2 separate regions of the Mus musculus genome follow, and region 2 is linked to region 1. Evidence: chromatin loops called from intact Hi-C (ENCODE). Cell type or tissue: heart. All regions are shown on one strand.

Region 1 (8,000 bases):
AAAAAATGGAAAGACGGGGATTTCCTAAAAGATAAAATGAAAGGTGTAACAGTTCTCGGGTGTCGTAAAAAATACTGATCGGTGTTCAGTTCACATGCGCGAATTGAAGTCTACCATGAGAATCCACACGGGGAAAGTCAAGTATTTACAGTCATAAAAGTACTATCAATAGACAACTTAATACAATAACCTCTGAAGATATAAAGAACCAATCAGTATATTTGTAATAAAAGAAATAGGTACAAAGAAGGGGCTTTGCTCTGGATGCCTGTAAGGTTTACTTGCCTCTATCTTAAAGGGACCACACCTCCCAAGAACAGTGCTGGAGCCCACACCTTTTACAGATGGTCCTTGAGGAGACAGTGAAGGTCTGAGCCATCGCAGGAGCGCAGCCTCTCTTCCCTGCACTCTCCCTGCCCTGCAGTGTCTGCCTCAGGAACTGGTACTGACACGACACATTCCTCATCTGGACAGCTAGGCGTCTTCTGCATGCACTGAAGTTCTCCACGGCTTGCCCATTTCCCTGTGTCTTCAGTCAGCACAGATCTGTCTTTCCTACATGGCAGTCACAGTGTCTCTGAGGTCATTGGGATTACCCTGGTTTCATACTTCTTGTAGGAGACAGAGTGATCTTTTAAGCTTAGTGGAAAGTTCTAGGCGAAGAGACTAATCTGAAGGCCCAGGGGCCCCGTGGCCTGGTGCGTAGCAGGGGGTGGTTGAAGGAGAACAGTTTGCCTGGCCCAGCAGCACTCTGAGCTGTAAATACAGTGTAGAGGCATCAGAAGGAACCTACAGGTGAGCTTCCGAGAGCTGGAGGTCAGATGGAGGCATTCATGTCTTAGCAAAGCAGAGTCCATGAGCTTACAGCACAGCACGTCTTGTCTGTAACCCTTCCAACAAGAAGCCTTCTAGCCTGCTGGAGATCCAAGAGTGCTTTCAGGTACAGCTGGATCTAGGGACTTGGTGTAATTGAGTTTTTTTGTCTTTCGGGTACTTTCTCTTGGGGTGACTTCATTCTCAAGATCATTACTGCTGATGGTCCCAGAGCGTGCAAAGACCTTTGGGTTCTGCCTCACTGGCCTGGCTCGGGTCATGATATCTGGCAGTGACATAGGCTGACTTCCAGTGCCTGAGTTGATGGCCCACAAACATGTACTGTTGTTGCCAGAGAAAGGGGAATGGGCCTGGCCATGATGGTGCTTACACATCTCCAGTTTTTAAAAATGGAGAGAGCCTTGCCTTGTCTGGATACAAATCCTGAGTCCTGTGGCCAGTCTCGCCATGTGCTGTTCTAGCAAACCTGTCTCTGCTGTCAGCGTGATGAGCTAGGGTTGGAGCTTCTTGCAGTTCAGGACCACAGGGCACACGGCCCAGGCATCACACATGATGCACGAACACAGCAGAAGTATGACAGGCATTTCAGTGGAGGCCATAGGCGCAGGCGGGCTGCTGGCTTCCCTGGCTGCTGCCTCTTCTTCAGTCATGTGTTTGAGATTCAGATTTTCTGCCTGTGAAATGGTGCATAGGAGACACTGAAGTGGAAACTTAAGGGTTCTTTGGAGAGTCAGTTGTGTTGGTTGGTGTTTCGCTGGAGCAAAAAAGGAGAGTTTTCTTGAAGTGGACACAGGTGAAAGGCTCAGGCAGCCTCATGAAGGAACTGAAGCAGATGAGTGAGAGGATGAGAGGTGAGAGGATGCTCTGCTAACGCTAGCACATGAAAGGACCCATGGTGAGGGGTTCTTCGCTAATGACACTCATGTACTGGTCCACCTTACACGTGTTCTTGAGTTCCATTTGTCCGGACTCCATAGAGAAACACACCAAAAACCTGGTGGCGTGCTGCAGTTTTTTGTTGCGTCCTCAGATTCATGGCTGATTGGCAGAGTGATGTCAGCTGAGACAGACGTATGTGCTGAGGCAAGACCCATGGAGGACACGTGATGTTTGGAGGGAGAATAAACGGAACTCAATGGACAGTGACGAAGGCTGAGTTGGCTTGCTGGTAGGGCTAGCTGCGCAACGCTTGTTGATCTTGCATCTTTGCTGATCTCGGCTTTCCTGAGAGAGGCACAGCTGAGAACTTCTGATGTCCCTGCTGGTGCAAATCCCTCCTGCTGCTGACTCCTGCTGAGGCTGGGGCCTGCCTGTCCCTGCTAGGTGGTGCCACCACTGCCGATTCCTGTTTGCTATCCTGACTCTACTGTGCTGCTGGTGTATCTGTGAAGTGTTTGCAAGTGGATCGAGCTGCCGCTGCTAACCTGTGAACTGAACTGCCGATTTCCAGACAACACAGATGGGAGCTGCTCTAAAGAACTTTTCTAAACAGGTCCACTTCCCCTGTATCTTTTCTTTTCCACCACCTCTGGTTGGTGGTGGGCTAGCAGAGAGGTTAAAGTGTTTAAGAACCATCATTTAAAATAGGTTTTGAGAAAAAAAAAATTAAAGTTACAGACTTTCTGGAGAGAACTACCTGAACGGACATGTAAGGAACACAGAACAGTTTTCTTTCCTAAATGCTGCTGGCAGGACATGGTAAATAATCGTGGGTAGTGCTGGGCACAGAGCTCATGCTCAGAGCGTGTTCACTGTCACCGCTGTGGTTTTCAGTCACGGTGTCTTCGATGTGTGAGAAACTAGTCAGGAAAAGAACCAAGGCTTGGGGAGGCAGCTCATGGAGCGAGAGGTTTCCGAGAAAGCGTGAGGACCCGTGCTCACATCCTCAGGAGCTACGTGAGGGATGGGCGGAGCTGGCTGTGGGAGGCACAGGCAGAAAGGTCACTGGGGCATGGTGGCTTCCAGCCTAGCTCCAGGTCTGATGAGAGTCCCAACACAAAAGAATAAAGGCAGAGAGTCACAGAGGAGACCCAACATTCTCCCCTGACCTTCATCTTTGCTCATGGACATGCGCAATGCAGGCATCCGTCCCTCCACACGCACACGCATGCAGAATGAACTCTAGCCAAGATGGTTATTTCCCCAGACAGTGTCTACCACCCGAACAAAAGAAAAACAAGTTATTTGGCCAGAAATGACATAGTTAGCAGCTGCTTACAGTGCGAGGTGTATTTCCTGAAGACTGTTTCTAGAGAGGTGGCAGGCTTTTGTATAGGAAGTAAAGGAGTTTGTAAGAGTCCCTCCCTCGGTGTGCTGTTCCTCAGCGTGCTCAGGGACAAGCAGTGCCTCTGTCCATTGTGTCCCTGTGGCAGAGAGGAAATGTCTCCCTCTCTCTCTTCACCCTTGTGATCCTGGGTTAGAAAAACATAGGAAGGAAAAGAGGCAGTGGGCCTGGGCACTGGCATTGGAGCACATTCCGTGAGGCTTCCAGAGTCTGCAGGGTGTGTGTGTGTGTGTGTGTGTGTGTGTATAGGGTGAGGTTCTAAGCTGGGCTTCTCAGTTTGGCTGTACACTGACATCTCTGACATATCTTGGCTGCACCCAGACCACTTCTGCGGGAGCCCCTGGGATAGACAGAGACATCACACTAGATGGTGATCTTTGGGGCTCCAGGGGCTCCAGGGCTCTGCCGCATGCTGGCCTGAGAAGTATTGGTCTAGCAGACACTGGCCACCATTTCTAGATACTCGGATAATTAGTGTCTTCCACACCTGAGCACGCACAAGGATTTGCAGCAATGTGGTCCAAAGTTCACATTCTAGTCACATTCCCCAAATCTTTGACTTTCAAAGCTCCAAGACGGGCCCAGGCCTGTGCGTTCCCAGCTACCACCCTGCCAGAGGCGATCAGCACCTGAGTGAGAAGAGAAAAAGAACCTGGAACTCAGGCCAGAGCAGCGAGGTGTCCCCACACTTCACAGAAAGTGCCCTACACTGGATTCAGCTCCAGCCATGCCCAGCTTAGGCCAGCAGATGTAAATAAGTGGCCGGTGGTCAGAAGTCAAGTCAGTGAGATCAGAGAATGAATATCTGACCCGAATCTTGAGGGCTACAACATTCTGTAATTATTTTTAACCTAACTACCTAGGTAAACCCCGTGAATTCGTGTGAAAATCAGCTTCCTCTTTGCAGGAAAAAAAAAAAACAAACAAACCAAGGCTAAAAGTGTGTGCCACTAGGTGGCAGCATACACTCACGAGTGAATGCCTGCTGCCAGGTGCCATTTTCCTGCTTCTAATTAGTAACATTTATTTAGTGTTTGCTCCTGTGGTGTGTGACGTCAACACCATATGTCTTCTTGTCCTAGGAAAGCTGGTCTATGAGCGCATCTCCTCGATGTGTGTGGACAGCCGCAGTGCCTTGCCAGGTAATGTCATGCTTCCTGGGCTTGCTGGCACCAGCCTGCTCAGAACCGCCGTTAGACGGTTTTAATCAAGTCGGGATTTATTGAAAATGGATAAGGTTTTTAATTCAATGTGTTGAAAGAAACGTGTTTGAAGTCTGGTTGTCTCTGTCGTCCGGAGCCATCAGAAGGTTTGCAAGCAGGCAAGTCATTAGAATGCAGGAAAAGGGGAGAGGGTGGAGTGAGACCTGGCTACAGGTCAACTTCTCTGCTGCTGCTCAGAGCCACGCTCCTGTTTCATATGGGCCTTTCTCTCCAAGAAGCAAATTGCTTAAGTAAAAACTGCGTATGTATGAAGGGATGTCCGATAAATCAATAGTAGCAGATGCCCCAGCTCCTCAGCCTATACATAAATGATGTTGGCGTTAAATTCATTGCCAATCAATTTTAAATTCCCAGGAGGTTCTAATGGGACAGGTGGATGATGGACTTGTGTTGTCACAGGAGCAATTGTGACGATGTGTTCAGATGCAGCATCTTCAGCTACGGCTTCCTTTCCTTTGCCCTGTTCAGCTCACACAAGCTGCAGCGGCTGCCTGGGCTGTCATTTCGTCCCTCATCCTGGTCCTGGCAGCGGTTCTTGCCCAGGGACAAGGAGACAGTGATAGTGGCAGTGACCCATAGTTTAACCTTTTCCCTTCCTTCTTCCCTGCCCCACTCCCTTCTCTCTCCCCCCTCCTCCTCTTTCCCTTCCCTGGCCCTCCTTGTCCATCCACCCAGATATCATCCATCTACCCTCTCAGCCATCCTCTATCTATCTCTCCCCCACATCTGTTTACCTGCCCTCCTGACCCCCCTGCTCCACCCCCATCTGTCTTCGCACTGACCATCCATCTACTCACCTGCCCATTTATCCACCCATCTCCTTAAAACTTTGATACAAACATCTCTCAGAAGGAAACAGCTGTACACAGCTTTAGGTCTATATGAGCCCTTTAGCCCTTGGAGCTACCTGGTCTCGCCATAGAAGGGTAGGCCCAGTGCAGAAGGGTCACAGCTGTGCCTGCACTGTCTGGTCCAGTGGCCACCAGCCCCGTGTTGCTCTTGAGTACTTGAGATGTGGCTGGCAAACTGAAATGAGTTCGGAGTATAAAAAGAAAAGACACTAGGTAGCTCGGTGTGGAGGAACATGCCTGGAATTCAGCCTATACCAGCACCCAGGAGACGGAGACAGAAGGATTGTGAGTGCAAAGTTAGTTTGGGCTCCGTCGTGAAATCCTGTCTGTAAACCCCCAAGGGCTGAGGGTCCAGCTCAGTGGTAGAGTGCTTATAGAACATCTCCAACACTGCAGAAAGGGGAAAGAAAGCAAAAAAGAAATGAGAAATGACAAAAGACACGGGATTATAAGACTTACTGCACATCCAAAGCCATATAAGCCACTAATAACTTTTCAGACTGGTCCCAGGTTAAGCTGGTGCTCCAGATGGACTGGGCCTCTGCACGTTAGTGTAATGCTGTACCTCCTCAGCCTTCTGTGGCTCGTACAGCAGTTCTGTGCCTCCAACCCGACCCACCCCACCCCCACACTGTAGTCAAGATTTTAGTGTCTCCTTCTGGTAAGTTTAGGAGCTTAGAAAGTCCCACAGAGGCCAGCCCTGTGGGAAAATCATCTCTGCTGGCCAGGGGTCTGGGAAATACACATTTATTTATTGAATGTACGCTCAGCATGTGGTTCATGGGTATCAAACCTCAGCCGACTGCCAGAATTAAACTTGTATGTTTTCTTTCGCAACAACAGATTTTTTTTTTTAAATGCATGCATGTCTGTGCACTACTGGTGTGCCTGAAGCCCTGTGTGGCCTGGAGAGGGGTGGGATCTGCTGGAGGCACAGGGAGTGTGAGCCGCCTCGGGTGGGTGCTGGGAAAGAATTCAAGTGCTTCACAGGAGCAGCGGGTGCCCTCAGTAGCTGAGCTCTCTCCAGCCCTACTAGCAAGGATTTCAAATCCTTTTCTGGGGGTGGGGGGGTCATTTGGAGAAATGGGCCAACTGTCAAGAACACTTGCAGAGGACCCAGATGGGGACTCACAACCAGCTATAACTGTAGTTCGAGGGCATCTGACACCCTCTTCTGACCCCCTCAGATGTTCACTGTGCCCCCCCCACCACAAATAAAATAAATACATTTAATCCCATTTCCTTGTTGGTTGGTTTTTGAGACAGGGTCTCATAGCCCAGGATTGCTTGAAGTCCCTCTAGCTGAGGATGACCTTTGAACTTCTGATTCTTGTGCTTCACCTCCCAGGTACTGGGATCTCGGTGTGGCCCACACCTTTCTGCTTCTCACATTGGTTCATATGCAATTGCTTATGAAGAACGAACTTTTGGAAGGAGTCCGGCTAGCGATGGCACCTGTAGTCCTGGAACCCCAGGCTAAGGCAGGATGCAGGCTAATCTGGGCTAACTTATCAGAACCTTGTCTCAAAATAAACACGTTTGTTTGGATGGCCCACCCGACCCTCAGAGTCATTTGACTTTCTGTCTACTACAGCCATTTCCCCAAACAACATGTTAGGCCCAAATAAGGAAAAAATCCCTAATTGGTCTTACCCAAACTCAAGTACAACATCAAAGGGTGTTTTCCTCATTTGAATATAGTAGTTAGCAATTTTAACTGGAATATTTTGCTTTAGCTGAGAGCAGTACAGATCAGGGTCTGTTTTGTTTTTGTTTTGGGGCAGGTTGCTATGTTGCCCAGGCTAGCCCAGGCTTTTGTTTTCTTGCAGTTGGTTTGGTCATTGTGTTTCCCTTTCCCTTAACATCTTCCCTTGATGCTTTCCTCTGGTACTGAGAGCCCAGAGGGAGAGGACAACTTGGTCCACAGTCGTCAGGGAACTGAGGAATGACTCTCAACTGAAACTAGGAGAAAAGCTTTGAATTTCTCTGCAGAATTCTGCCTGAAGAATTATGTGGGGGAGGAAGCTGGTGACATTTGCACTCATTCTTTCCGTCTGAATCAGTTCCCGGACTGGAGACGCTAATTCTTGAGCTCGTTGCCCTCAGGAGTTTGAACTGTGGTTAGCTCTCCTGAGTTTGGAGAACGCTAGGATATCTTAGGGTTATGCCAAGTACACACCAGGCCAGGCTCGGTGGCTCATACCGTAATCCCAGCACTCAGGAGGATCATGGATTCTGGGTTAGCTTGCACTACATGGTGAAAGACTGGCTCTGTTTTTTTTTTTTTTAAAAAAAAAGGAGGAAAAGAAGAAGGGAGATGAGGAGGAGGAGGAGGAGGAAGAGGAGAAAGAAGAGGAGAGAGAAGAAAAAAGGAAAAATTGAAGAAGAAAAGTAGTGTATGTTACTATGTAGTCATCCCTCCCCCACACTTCTTTAAACAGTTTTGACATTTATTTATAATGTGAAGGAGACAAGGCACACACGTGCTACTGTTACTGCCAGATAACAGTGGGAAGGCAGGGAAGATGTTGAGCATGGCAGGTGGCAGCAGAGGAATGTGGAACACAACAGAGAGGGGCAGACAGAAGAACAGGCACCCAGATAGAACAGCCCTCTGTCTTCTACTAATGTAAGGCTGGTCAGTTTGAAGAAAGTTAGACAACTGTTGTATAAACATGTCCACTGAACTTAGCCCACCAGTGGGGATCCTGGTGGCAAGAGAGGTTGCTCTCGAGGCCTTTTTTCTGTGCTGTGAGGCTTTTGACAGGAGGGTAAGCAGAAGCCAGCCATCTTGGAAGCTCACCATCT
Region 2 (8,000 bases), 55 kb after region 1:
CCTTCAGAAGAGCAGTCAGCGCTCTTGACCGATGAGCCATCTCTCCAGCCCTCATTCCCTTCTTATAACTTTCACTTTTTTCAGTGTACTTTTAAAGAATGTCAGTGCCAGAGCTTAGTTCATATGCTATGTCTCTGGTAAGCCGTCTTCAGTTCCCGCCCTCTGATCTCTGAAGACGACAAAGCAAGGCCAGCTCAGTCCTCAGCCTGTCTCTGATCCTCACCCTCTCTTATTGCTTCCCAACCTTTGTTACTAACTAGCAAGTAGGTCCTTGCTGCCCTGCCTGCAGATCGCCAAGCCACAAGGCCTTACTCTCAGTGTGCTGTGGTAGCAGGGCTTCTGGCACAGTGTCCACCTCACCCGTGTCCTGAAGGTGCTTCACAGATGAGTGGGAACTGCATGGAAACAGGAGTGGATGGTTCTTTTTTATAGAATCGCGGGCTGGCCTCTTACTCACTTGGTAGCTGAGGATGACCTTGAACGTCTGACCCTCCTGCCTGCCCAGTGCTGAGACTGTAGGCATAGGCTGCCACACCCAATCCATGAGGTGCTAAGGATTGAGCTCCGGGATTTGGGTATGCCTGGATCACTCTACCAACCTAACTGCATCTCTAGCCCCAGATTGCAAGACAGTGGTAGAAGAGCCAGGCACGATAGCCCGAACCTGTGACCCCAGGACTTCACAAGCTGAGGCCTGAGGGAATCCTGGTTCAGGCTAGCCTGGGCGGCAGAATAAGCCCCATTGAGAAAGGACAGTAAAGACCAATGGTAGCAGACCTCTCAGAGCGAGAGCATAAATCGTGACCAGTGGCCTCTGTGAGGCAGACAGCCCCACCCAAGCCTTCTGTAAGGGACTTAGTTTTTCATTTATAGTGAAATAAAGCGCAGTGGGGCCTAGCATATGCTTCAGCCTGAGGGCATATTGGTTGGAGCTGCTGTGCAGGTCAGCAGGAGGAACCTGAAGAAGCGTAGAGCAGACCCCACGGCAGGGCTACTGCTGGGAGCTGGTGGCTTCTTTGCTCAGGGACAGGCGGCAGCTGGACACACAGTAGGTGGGTTTCTGCATTCCCCTCTCTAGAAGGTGAGAAGCCACTTTTGAAGGAGAAAACTGCTTCTTGTCTGTCACTCGCTGGGCTTTCAGCATCGGTGTGGAGTGCCGCAGTTGTAACTCTTGTGAGGAAAGCCTTGATTGCAGTGGATGTGACTGTGTCCCCAACCCTGAGGACTCTGGTCAGAGCTGGAGCAGTTCCCAGGTGGGCAATGTTATGAAGCCACAGGGAGTGTGGGGACTAGGGAATAAAGTTACTGATGGAACCTCAGAGAGGCACAAGTGAGTCTCCACTCCAGCCATGGCCTCCATCCTCTTGCTGGCCTTTCTTGCTCATTTTTCATATGCAAAACATTGCACCAGAAATGAAGATGCGCATAGAGCCCCTGCTGTAGTGAGGGAGAGCCAGTCTGTTGACTGTTAGTTCATAGGGCAGTTTGTAAAAAAATGTCTTTCACTGTGTACCCGAGGACTCTTGGAGCAGAAGGGAATGAGTTGTCTGAGAAGAGCCAAAAAGCTTCACAAAACAGATGCACTGGGAACCTGAGAGGGCCGGGTGCTCACCGTGTCCTGGAGGCCATCCTAGAGACTGAACGCCTGACACAGAAAAGGCCTGGAGGCCAGAAGCAGGATAGTCCCTTCGAAGGGGTGGGAAGATGGAATTTAGAAGATAGGCCGAGTCCTTACTGTAGAGAGTGCCAGACTCCCAGCAAACAGCTCATGTTGTTCTCTCTGCATTACTAGGTTGCATAGGTTGTCTTCGTTTTATAGGTGAGAAGGAAGCTTGTGGTTTGCACATGACATCTGCTACGTGGCTTCGTCTTTCATGGAGGCTCGAAAGCACTGCTATTAAGAGCAGTCCCCTCATAACAACACATACTTTCCTTCCAAATCCGAAACGCATGTGGTACTAAATGCCTGTCATCATAGACTGCCTGTTTGATACACTTGTGAAAAACCCTCCATATGTGTGTTTATATGGTGTATGTGCGGTGCAAATGCATACATATCATGGTGTGTGGTGTGCATATGAGGTCAAAGGACATTTTTTTTTTTCAAGACAGGGTTTCTCTGTATAGCCCTGGCTGTCCTGGAACTCACTCTGTAGACCAGGCTGGCCTCGAACTCAGAAATCCGCCTGCCTCTGCCTCCCGAGTGCTGGGATTAAAGGTGTGCGCCACCATGCCCAGCTGACATTCTTGTTTTGAAGCAGGGTCTTTTGCCAACTACCATAGAAGCACTGGCTGGGCTATCCTGCTGGGCTTTGCACCGGGGCTAGAGAGATGACCTCAGGTCTTTAGACCTCATAAACCAGCACTTTATCTAAGGTTTCATTTCCCCAGGCCTGGGTGGCTGTTGTTGTTTGGGTTTTGTTTGGTTTGGTTTTTTTGGAGACTGTCACAGTAGCCTAGGCTGACCTCAAACTTGCTCTAAAGCCAAAGATGACCTTGAACTTCAGCTCCTTCCCTCCTTGTCTCCCAAGTGCTGAGGTTGAATATATGAGCTGCCATGCTTAATCCATAGTGCTTAGGGAAAGCTAGGCTTGCTACTCACAGACACAATGCACAGCCCTCTGGGTGCTTTGCAGGGAGGACACACAGTCCCTACACCTGCCCTGTCCCGCACGTAGGAGGTAACTTGGGAGCCAAGCAAGCTGGGCTCAGTGTAGAGCTCTGGACACTCTTGGGATGAGAGAGAGAGAGTGTAGATTGACACCCTTTGGAACGTTGGTTCGGTGATGATGAAAATTGGAAATAATTTGTATGTCTCCAGCGGACCTCCACATTAAATATTGATGTCCAACTCGAACGGAAAGGGCATGTAGCCGAATCCGTGTGGCGAAGACAAGGTTGTATTAAGCTGTCAGTGGTAACAATTAAGCCATAATGAATATGCCACTTAAATGTCTCTAGGCATCTGTACTTGTGTAAAGCTTGCTCCGTTTTGGCATCATTGAAACAGTGGCCCTCGTGTCGCTTTAAGAGCAGAGTCTGTTGCAGACGCGCAGGTGGCCAGTAACAGGATTAAACCTCAGTGGCCGGCTGGCCCCTGGACCCTGTGGCCTTGCCAAAGGCATCTTCATGTTGTGGTTGCAACACATCTAGTTTTCAGGACCTGGTGTGTGCTCCTGTGAGTGTGAGTGTGTGTGTGTGTACATGCTTGTGTCTGTGAGTGTGTAAATGCACCTATGTGTACTCTTGCATGTACAATCCTAGGTCAGTAACAGGTTTTGTTCCTCCAGAGCCATTTACCTTACTTTTTGAGGCCTGGAATTCATTGATTCTGCTACAGTGGCTGCAGTGAGCCCTTTAAGGGTGGGGGACCTGTGTCCTATATCAGATATCCTGCATATCAGATATTTACATTACAATAAATAACAGTAGCAAAATTACACTTATGAAGTAGCAATACACTTTTTTTTTCCAAGACATGGTTTCTCTGTATAGGTAGCCTTGGCTGTGCTAAAACTTGCATCCCCAGCAGGTGGAGGCTGAGACAGGAGGATGGCTTTTTTTTTTTTTTTTTTTTTGGTTTTTCGAGACAGGGTTTCTCTGTGTAGTCCTGGCTGTCCTGGAACTCACTCTGTAGACCAGGCTGGCTTCAAACTCAGAAATCTGCCTGCCTCTGCCTTCCAAGTGCTGGGATTAAAGACATGTGCCACCACTGCCCGGCTGGATGGTTTTATTTTAACCTAGGAGTTTCGATCCAGTTCAATCTGGTCAACATAGTGAAGACTCCCATCTGTTAAACATTTTAAAAGTTACAGTTTTGTGTTTTGTTGTTGCTGCTGTTGTTTTGTTGTTTAAACAGGAAATTGGATGTTGACAGGGTCATTTCAGCTCTAGACTGAAGAAAACCTGTTTTCACTTGCAGACATTTTTTTTTTAACTGAGTTTTGTTTGGGGAAGTCTCCAGACATTTTCTGTATGGGGTGCGGTGCGCCTTCTGGGAATGGAATAAGAATTTGCCTTGGAACTTTTGTGCCTAGCCCTTAAATAACCGAGTTCCTCCTTTAGATAGGAACTGGGTGTGGTGAGTGAGAGGAGCCAAGGACAAAGCTGCTGCCACTTTAATGGGTAATAATAGACATTGTGTGGGCCACTCAGCAGCACACACATACACAGGAAGATAGTAACGACCATGTGGGGCAGTTTCAGGTCCCCCTGCGGAGTGCTCTGCTCTGGAGCTTCAGAAAGTTTTCCAGGGCAGCAGAGTCACCGGGCGTGAACTTCTCTGCAGGAGACAGACAGACATGGTAGAGTCCTGGCACCTGCCTCTGCTGGGAGGTCTGGGAAGCCCGGGAATGTCAGGTGTAGTTTTGGTTCTTTTGTCTTTTTTATTGTAGTCAAGTATACATAACATACAACATAATTGAAACTAATTGGGCTAGATTTCTTATATATTTAGATTTTTCTTTATTTTTGATAATTCCGTGCCCCTATTTTCCCCTCTGACCCGATCCTCCTTCCAAGTTTTAAGTCTGTTTGATTTGTGTTTTGGTGACCACTGAGTTGAGGTAGAATTACCCATATGTACATGGACGTGGACGCTCACTGGAGCATGGGGAAGCTCTCCTCGCAGCTATCAGATGCCAGTAGCGTCTCAGTGAGGCTCAGGGCATGGAGGTTCTATGCTGGGCTCTTGGCTCCCTGTCTTATGAAGGTCTCAGGCAGATAGCACAGCTGCTGTGAGTTTCAGTGTGACGGACGGCCACATCTTGTCCAGAAAACAGCATCTCCCAGTGCCTTTCCCCATCTTCTGGCTCTTGTATTCTTCCTCTGGGCCTCGGTGGTGGTGGTGGTGGGGGTTCAGTATAGATGTTTTCTTTAGGCCGCGTGCTTGGCCCCTTTTAGCACTAACCAGCTATGCATCTCTCCACTGACTGTTGCCCACTGCCACACAGAAGCTTCTCTGACCCGATAAGCAGGTCTTTTGGCAGAAAGACAAATGATTAGAAGGCATTCTGACAGAAGAATCATTTAAGAAAGTAAGAATAGCAGATTCTACTGTAGGGTCTGTGTCCAGGATTGTAAGAGACATGGAATTCTTTCCTGTGCAACAGTCTTCAATTTTTTTTTTTTTTTTTTTTTCCGAGACAGGGTTTCTCTGTATAGCCCTGGCTGTCCTGGAACTCACTTTGTAGACCAGGCTGGCCTCGAACTCAGAAATCCACCTGCCTCTGCCTCCCGAGTGCTGGGATTAAAGGCGTGTGCCACCACGCCCGGCCAGTCTTCAAATTTTATTTTATTTATTTTTATTGTATAATTGTTTACAGTGTGTGTGTGTGTGTGTGTGTGTGTGTATACATGTCACAGTAAACACATGGCGATCAGATCAGATGACAAAACCCTTTCGTGTTCTCTCTTTCTACCATTACATGAAATCTCAGGAATGGAGCTCAGGACATTGGGCATGCACAGCAAGTGTTTTTTGCACACTGAGTCATCTCACTAGCCTGAACACTATTATTTTAAATGTACAGTGCAGCGGCATTAAAACCATTCATAGTGTTGTCTAATAACACCAGGGTCCTTCAGGGTCTGAGCCAGGCATCTCCAGATTCTTGGCATTTTATTTAAGAAGAAATAAGGGAGACTCGTTTTTCTGTAAGGGTGAGGCCGCTGGTGGGTTGACCACCCCACAGTGAAGGCCATGTATGCAAGAGTATCCGGGCAGCCCCAACTGTATTTGATGGGTTCAAAAACCAAAGAGAACACAAAGCTGGGTGGATGCGGGGCAGGGGGAGATGGATCTTGGAGAAGTTGGGGAGTAGATGAATATGAACAAAATACCTCGGATGAAATTCTCAAAAACATTAATAGAAATGGGGACGAAGATGGAATAAAGGTGCACAGATTACAGAGCAGCAAGAACACTGTCTAAAGTGATAGTACAGGCTGGAGAGCTGGCTCAGCGGTTAAGAGTACTGACTGCTCTTCCAGAGGTCCTGAGTTCAAATCCCAGCAGCCACATGGTGGCTCACAACCATCTGTGATGGGATCTGATGCCCTCTTCCGGTGTGTCTGAAGACAGCGACAGTGTACTCCTATACATAAAGTATATAGCACATAATGGAGGGAATACACTGTCAAGACTGACAGGGAGCTGTAAGGATACTCAGTGACACAGGCTGCTGTTTGGTGCCTCCTTTTATGGGGCTCAGGAGGAGGAGTGTGGTTGTTTAGGCACTAGTTTTTTGGGTGGTTCTCTATTTTGATCGACAGATTATGCTATATAACCATTCTCCACTGCCTGTATCCCTTCCCACCCATGATGCACCCGACTTTAATCATTTGCATGCCCAGTTATGCATAGGCATAGGGTGGTAAATGGGATTTCCCGCTGAGGACACAGGTGGCCTTATTGCATACGTACAGCTTAAAACTAGCTCAGGCCAGATCCACCTTCCTGCTCTCCCACCTGGACATAACTAGAGTACGATTGATGCCACTAGGTGCATCATTTGGAGAGCGGTGTGGGCTGCCAGGTGCATTAGTAGAGGAGGGGTTGGTTTGTGCAGAGGCCAAAGCAGATGGAGTCCCAGGTAGGTAAGCTGTGCTGGCCTGCCCCAGTGTGGGGGTGCCGGGAGAAATGACACACTGAAAACGTTCTTAGACACTCGGCCCTAGCGGAGCAGCAGAAGGATCTGCCTTTCTCTAAAGGGGAATAGTTTCCTTTAGAGACTTAGAAGATGAAGCAGGCTAAATTCAAAAGCACCTTCCTTTTTCTAGCCCCATACTACCTCTGTCCTCAACATGATTGAGGTCAGCTGCTCCCTTAATTCTAGCCCAGAGCTTGGAACAGGCTCCTGTGTAGTAGTGCTAATTAATTAGCCCATGGGACCCTTGGCCACTTTTATGACATCAGCTCTGCTCTCCATCTTCCCCCTGAATATTCCTGGTGCCCACCAAAGTGCCCTGTGCTGCTGCAGCGGCTGCTACTACTGCTTAGTAACTCGGCTAGTTAGGGATGTGGGCACCAGCCTGGCAGGGAAGCTTCCAGAGCTCAGCTGCCTCACAGGAGGCTCCACGATGAGCCTCTTCACGCTGTGTTTCCTTGAAAAAAGAAGATAAGTTAGCCACCCCCTCAAGTTCAGGCACAGGATTTTCTTGTTAACCACAGCCCTTTGTTCCTTGGGAGGCCAACATCTGCCATCAAGCCAGCCCCTCAGGCCTGCAGTTGGGGTTCCTGCTTTAACCCAGGATTCTGCACCCTGCTGCGGCATTCTTGCATGTCATTGGAAGTCATTTTCCGGTAAAAAAGTGACCTGGTCCGTGAACCCGTTTGATGTGGCTAAGCAGTGGAAGGGTTGATTTCTCAGGCCAGTGCTTGCCTTGAGGGTTTTTATCACGGTCAATACTTTGGCAGGTTTACAAAGAGCTCCCCTCTCTACCTTCCCCAGAGCTCTGGTCCTCCCACTCCCTCCTCCTCTCCTCCTTCCTTTCTCCTGGCTTTGGAAGCCCTCTTGTTTTACAGGTTATTTCATATCTCTCTCAAATGTCTCTACTTTTCAAATAATTCTCTGGAAATGTTACTTGGTTGGAACTCTGGAGCTTTGTGTGTGCTTGCGTGCATGTGTGCAGGTGTGTGTGTGTGTGTGTGCGCACACACACACACATAGATGTGTATTACATGCATTCATTCCTTCAGACAAGTCAGTGTGTGTTGGCTTATTTTTCCAGCACAATATTTCTGGGTAGCCTCAGATGCCTTGGATCTCATAGCCCTGCCTCACCCTCTTGGGTGTGGGATTTCAGGTTTGCCCCACAGCATCTATCCTCCTGCTTCACCCGTTTGAGTATAGGGTTACAGGTTTGCACCACAGTGCCTAGCTCAGTGGTTATTTCTTTGTGCAGCAAGAGAATCAGTCCAGACTTGAAGCAATAGCGCTGTCAGCCACTCAAGACCCTTCCACCTACACAGGAATGAGCTGAGTCCCGCCTCACTTCAC

Evidence for each region. Hi-C counts contacts between places; a loop is a spot of excess contacts. Peaks named below come from ENCODE experiments on the same cell type or tissue, not always from the same donor. Only the 100,000 strongest peaks of a DNase experiment are listed, where the experiment ranks them.
Region 2: it touches region 1 in a loop (2.0-fold over the local background); 6 of 42 quality-filtered maps call a loop at or near these places.

The regions. Positions count from the first base shown.
Region 1 is chr7:118,762,165-118,770,164 of GRCm38, forward strand. It overlaps Vps35l (VPS35 endosomal protein sorting factor like), which reads left to right. Exons shown (of 31, transcript NM_027815.4): 9 at 4,201-4,260. Among named protein-coding and RNA genes, the nearest start is that of Vps35l, 26 kb to the left of the region's middle. In heart, a CTCF peak has its summit at 4,072 (motif pointing right); DNase peaks (open chromatin) are centred at 1,957 and 4,184.
Region 2 is chr7:118,817,419-118,825,418 of GRCm38, forward strand. All of the region lies in intron 26 of Vps35l (VPS35 endosomal protein sorting factor like), which reads left to right. Among named protein-coding and RNA genes, the nearest start is that of Gm26147, 11 kb to the right of the region's middle. In heart, no CTCF peak of the experiment used is centred here; a DNase peak (open chromatin) is centred at 4,133.